Linked DNA regions of Mus musculus: region 2 is linked to region 1. A link is a contact called in ENCODE Hi-C or POLR2A ChIA-PET data. All regions are on one chromosome and are shown on one strand. The core of a region is the stretch at or near the end of the contact, and the rest is flanking DNA. Distances in the headings are between cores, read along the strand shown.

Region 1 (2,564 bases), core at 44-2,543:
TGACATATCCTGGACACAGCCCTGGGCATATGTCATCCTGTGACCGTTCTGCATGTGTGCTTGGGTTTCCTCATCTGTAACTCAGACAGCAGCTTCATCTCCTCAGAGCTTTGCCGTGTGCACTGTGGGGCCATGGATGACTTACACTGAGGAGTTAGGGAGAAGAAATGTGTGGTGAGAAGCAACTGAGTGAGGGAAAAGGACATCCAGGCCTCGGATGGACGAATGTGCTTTCTCTCCCTAGGGCAGAGTTCAGAATCGTTTCAGTGAGCTTGATCTTTCCATTATCTCCCTGGCATTCACCTCTCTGGGCTTCTGAAAAGCCTGAGGACACCCTGGGTCACACCTGGACGTAGAGATCTTTTAAGCCATTCAGCACCCCGATGATTCAGGTCTTACAAAATAAGGAAATGGTTTGGCATGAAGATTTGTGTTGCTATGTCTCGGTCTGTTTTCAGCTGCTGTAGTCTGTATTGTGCTATAGCGTCCACAAACTGGACGTTTATGAACGATGGAAGTCATTTGACTCTGGGGTCTTGAGTCTGGGAAGCCCAAGATAGAGGAGCTATTTCCCATGACGGCTTCCTTGTGTTGGATTAGTGTAGCAGATGTCACAGAGTGTGGAAGTGCAGAGGAAATGTATGAGATGAACACCCCTGCCACAACAACCTACCCAGAGTAACATCATGAGTCCCTCTCCAAGGGCTGCACCCGTTTGGCCTAGGCACCCTCTTAGGCCCCACCTCTTCAGCCTCACAGCTCAGTGGCAGCCACACTCCAGTCTGGGCTTTGGAGGAGACACTGAACCATAGTACAGTTTCACACCTCTGCCATCAAAGCAAAGCCCAAGCACTGCCATGCCTCAAAATGTGCCTCAAGTGTCCCTGTATCTATAGCCTTCAACACTTAGCCGGCCCTCCCAGCTTTCCCTCAGCACAGTGATAGCTGGGCAGTCTTTAATGTGCCTCTCCCTGTCTGCTTGGGCCCTTCTGTGTTCCAGATAAGCCTGCCTGAGGTGTGTCAAAAGTCCTGAAGGCATTTTCCCAGCAGTGGGCCTAGGGGGTCTGGGTTTTTGAGCATACTGAATGACTGGAGTAAGTTTGCTGCTGTCTTCAGGTTCAGTTATCTAAGCTGGTGTGGGTTTGGTGGGGTGGGGGGGCTCCCCATGTCATTTGACTGTCAGGACCCTTCAGTGAAAAGCGGTAGGTGACTTGCTTAGACCAGTGCCTGACAAACAGTGGACTGTCAGCAGGCTGCTGCCCTATGCCTAGCCCTAGCCAGGGGAGAGCATCCCACTTGGCTTTGGTCCTTCTTATCTAGGCATATCAGCTAGCTGCAGGCAGCTGGGACACTGCTCAAAGGGCTGCTGGGAGCTCTCTGATAATCACTTATTTTCTGTGACAGCCAAAGGAGGAAATGGGAGGCTGGGCCTATGAGGTCCAAATAACACTGCTGTCCCTGTTACCTACTCCCTCTCAGGGCTCCCTGGGTTCTGCAGCTCCAACACTGGGCACCCAAAGGTGGATGCTGGCAGTGGAGAAGGCTGGAATCAGTAGCATGTGCCACCAGACATAATCATCAGTTGGGAAATGTGTTGATACCATCTAGCAAGGCATGAGATCATGGGCCGCTAGAAGGGCCAGTGACTCTTGTATCACAACTCTCTGCTTCTTCCAATTAGAATGTGCCTTTTAACAAACCAACATATGCATGCAGAGTTTGGTGGTGGCGCATGCCTTTCAATCCCAGTGCTCAGGAGGCAGAAGCAGGCAGATCTCTGTGAATCTGAGGCCACTGTGGCCTACATAGTGAGTTTCAGGCCAACTAGGGCTATAGAGAGACCCTATCTTAAAGAGTAAAAGCTGCTGGCTCACACTAGCACTCAGGAAGCTGAGGCAGGAGGATCATCAAGAATTTAAAGTCAGGATGGGAGGAGGAACTCTGAAAGGAGAGACCAGGATGGGGGGCAGCATTTGAGATGTAAATAAGTTAGTTAGCTACATACATACATACATACATACATACATATGAGTTTAAAGTCAGCCTGGGCCACAAAGTGAGGCCCTGTCTTAAAGCAAAAACCTAAAAATACAAAACAAAGCAAATTATGAAAGCCTGACAAAGGCTTATGAGGAAAGATGTCTTTCCAGACTTCCCAGTTTAGATAACTGAACCTTGCTCTTCCAGGCTGAGCTGGTTTGGTTTGGTTTGGTTTGGTTTTCCCTCTGCTGCTGTATCTCAGTAGTTTGATGACACAATTTCTTTCTTGAGTTGCCTGTTTTATGTTTCATGTACTTTTCCCCCTTGTAAGGCAGTGTCACAGATATCTGATGAGTCTCTTCTTGGCAGTCCCATCTTGTGACAGGGCAGACACTGGGTACAACTGAAGGAACTGGTGTTACCTGGGCACCAGCTGACTCCAAGCCTGGGCTACCAGGACAAGTCAGCCTCCTTCAGCACTAGAGGCGCTCGGCAGCAGCCTTGGGGTCAGTGCCCAGGGCAGTGGCCTCAGTAGAAGGCAGCATGTGCCTTGGAGAGTGGTGAGCTGGGAAGGGATGGAGGGT
Region 2 (2,564 bases), core at 46-2,545, 45 kb before region 1:
TTACACTTCCGCATTGCTGTTCATCACCAAAGGAAGCCAGGACTGGAACTCAAACAGGTCAGGAAGCAGATGCAGAGGCCATGGAGGGATGTTCCTTGCTGGCTTGCTTCTCCTGGCTTGCTCAGCTTGCTTTCTTGTAGAACCCAGAACTACCAGCCCAGAGATGGCACCACCCACAATGGGCCCTTCCCCCTTAATCACTAATTGAGAAAATGCCCCACAGCTGGATCTCATGGAGGCATTTCCCCAACTGAAGCTCCTTTCTCTGTGATAACTCCAGCCGTGTCGAGTTGACACACAAACCAACCAGTACAGTCAGATATGGTGTTGATTCTCATCATGGGTAGTTAACGGGTAGGCTTTGGGGAGAGCGGTTTTCTTGGCCCAGATGATTCTGGGAAATGGCTGCCTAAACAAATGAACCAGGCTTTTGTTTGTCTTGTCTTACTATGGGACTTCCCAGAAGTGTCCATAGAGTCTCCCAAAGGTGGACAGATGGGTGTCACACAACACTTACTTTGTTAGACAGCAAGCATTCTTCATAAAATCACATATATTCAGGTCTCTAGGGATTGGAACTCTGCACTTGAGTTCTTGGTGGTGTTATCTCTGTTAGATCTTGATATCAGGGTTATGATAAACCTGGAAATATGTTTTTTTTTTCTTTTGCCTGTAGCAAGTTTTTGTTGGAGACAAGGTCTCTTTTCAAATCCTCTGTGGCTTTCGGGCAACTCACTATGTAGACCAGGTTGGTGTTGAACTCACAGAGATCTGCCTGCCTCTGCATCCCAAGGGCTGGAATTAAATGGAGCACCACTGTGCTGGGCTCTGTACCAGTTAAGAACACAGATTGTCTGTTTCCTTATGGTGCGTTTGGACTTGTTATAAACCCATTTGGATCAGTGGTGTTTCTGAGTGACACAAGTACCTGGATTGTATGCACACATTTGAGAATTGTCCCCACGGGATCTTTTCCTTGACAGCCTGCTTGGCACCATTTGCTTCAGGAGCTGACTATTTTGGAAAAGCACAGGATGTGTGACTATGAGTCCCGATGCCTGAGCAAATCCAAGCCGGCTACCGTGTGATCCTCTGTTTTAAATATCCCGTTTAGCACATGTCCCCTCCAGGGCCTGCAGGCCTGGCTGTGTAGGGGCAGGTGGTTCAGGGATCAAAGGCTGCTGATGCCTCCTTTTCTTACAGCCTGAGGGTCCTGCTCCATTTCTTCCTGACTTCTGTACCTTTCCCCAGGCACTGCAAGGGCAGGCATGCTACACTAGATCCCTCCTCAAGGCTTGCCCCCAGGCCTCTGTGGGTAAATCATTTGCCCAGCAAGAGGGGCAAGCTGAGACCTGCTCTGAGAGTGGGGTCAGTCTGAGGCCCGGCTGCACCGCATTAGGTTAGCCGGATTGTGGGCAGAGCAGAGGGGATCGCCCCGGGGTGCAGTCAAGCCTACAAGGGACAGGTGGGAAGGCGTCTCTGCAAAGGGCCACTCCGGGCCTGCAGGCCTGGGTGTCAGAGCGTCTTGCAGGGACCTACAGCTGGGCTGAGCGGTGGACGAGGGGGACGGCGAGGCCTAGCAGAGCCGAGCGGAGGCCGACTGGGGGCGGGGACCGAGGGCACCGGGGGCCACAGGGCGGTGCGCTCCCGGGCTCCGCCGCAGGCTGCACGCCCCTCCCGCCCCGGCCCCGGCCCGAGCCGCTGCTGCCGCCGCCGCCGTCGCTGCCGCCGCCAGGCCGCGCCCCGCCCCTCGCCGCCGCCGCTCCCGGGGAGGCTGCGCTCGAGCTGCGGCGCCGGCTGCAGCCGCCTGGGCCCCGGGCCCGGCTCCTCCCGCGCCGCCCGGGCGATGAGAAGCTGCTTCTGCGTCAGACGGAGCCGGGACCCGCCGCCGCCGCAGCCGCCGCCGCCCCAGCGGGGAACAGTTAAGTGAGGCCCGCGCGGGAAGACGGGCGGGGACGGGCGGGCACGGGAGGAGCCGGCCGGGCCCAGGCCTGCGGGCGGCTCGCCCAGCCCCGCGTGGGGACAGGCCCCGTGAGGGCGGCCTCCGCCCGGCGCGGTGCCGCAGGCTCTCGGGGGGCTCCGGCTCGGCCTTGCGGCGGGAGCGAGCTGGGGACTCGAGTCGCAGCAGCGCTCCGAGGGTGGAGCCAGGTGAGGGGCGACGATCTCCACCGGGGCACACGCTGGGGACAGTTCCCTTGACTCGCCTGGCCTGGGGTCCGGCTCTCAGCTGTCACGTGGGTGCGGATGAGCGCGCACCTGACCCTCAGACATCATTACCTGGGGGCACCCGAACTGTAGGGCACCTGTCTGCAAGGTGACCAGCCATCCAGGAAGCGTGGTGGGCATGTTGATTAGCCTCCCCTTGCAATGACTCCAGCCAGGGCAAGTGAAGCCCAAGGGACTGATTAGCACCGCACCAGGGACCACATCCTCAGAGACAGACACAGTGAATAAGGTAGAGCCAGGAGCATCTTTGTTTTCTTTGTCTTTAGCACACAGCTGTCCCTAAATTATCAGCCTGTTTCTTCTGTCCCCTGACCCCAACGACCTGTTCAGCAAGACAA

Evidence for each region. Hi-C counts contacts between places; a loop is a spot of excess contacts on that map. ChIA-PET counts read pairs that join two places held with the same protein, here RNA polymerase II (POLR2A).
Region 2: a loop to region 1 is called in a map of heart, with 1.9 times the contacts of the local background. The contact joins the promoter of Mvb12b here to the enhancer-like site in region 1. A Hi-C loop is called at or near these places in 2 of 37 maps with a recorded cell type or tissue (CH12.LX and heart). POLR2A ChIA-PET finds 5 or more read pairs at or near these places in 3 of 5 experiments (Patski and embryonic stem cell).

What each region holds. Positions count from the first base shown.
Region 1 is chr2:33,842,145-33,844,708 of GRCm38, reverse strand. The region is part of intron 2 of Mvb12b (multivesicular body subunit 12B); the gene reads left to right. Among named protein-coding and RNA genes, the nearest start is that of Nron, 38 kb to the right of the region's middle. Within about 2 kb of position 1,293, at least 1 of the 3 ENCODE cell types and tissues checked has a DNase peak (open chromatin) inside an H3K27ac peak, as active enhancers do; it is heart, where a contact is called at or near this core.
Region 2 is chr2:33,886,677-33,889,240 of GRCm38, reverse strand. It overlaps Mvb12b (multivesicular body subunit 12B), which reads left to right and starts at 1,295. Exons shown (of 10, transcript NM_175184.4): 1 at 1,295-1,921. The coding sequence starts at 1,847.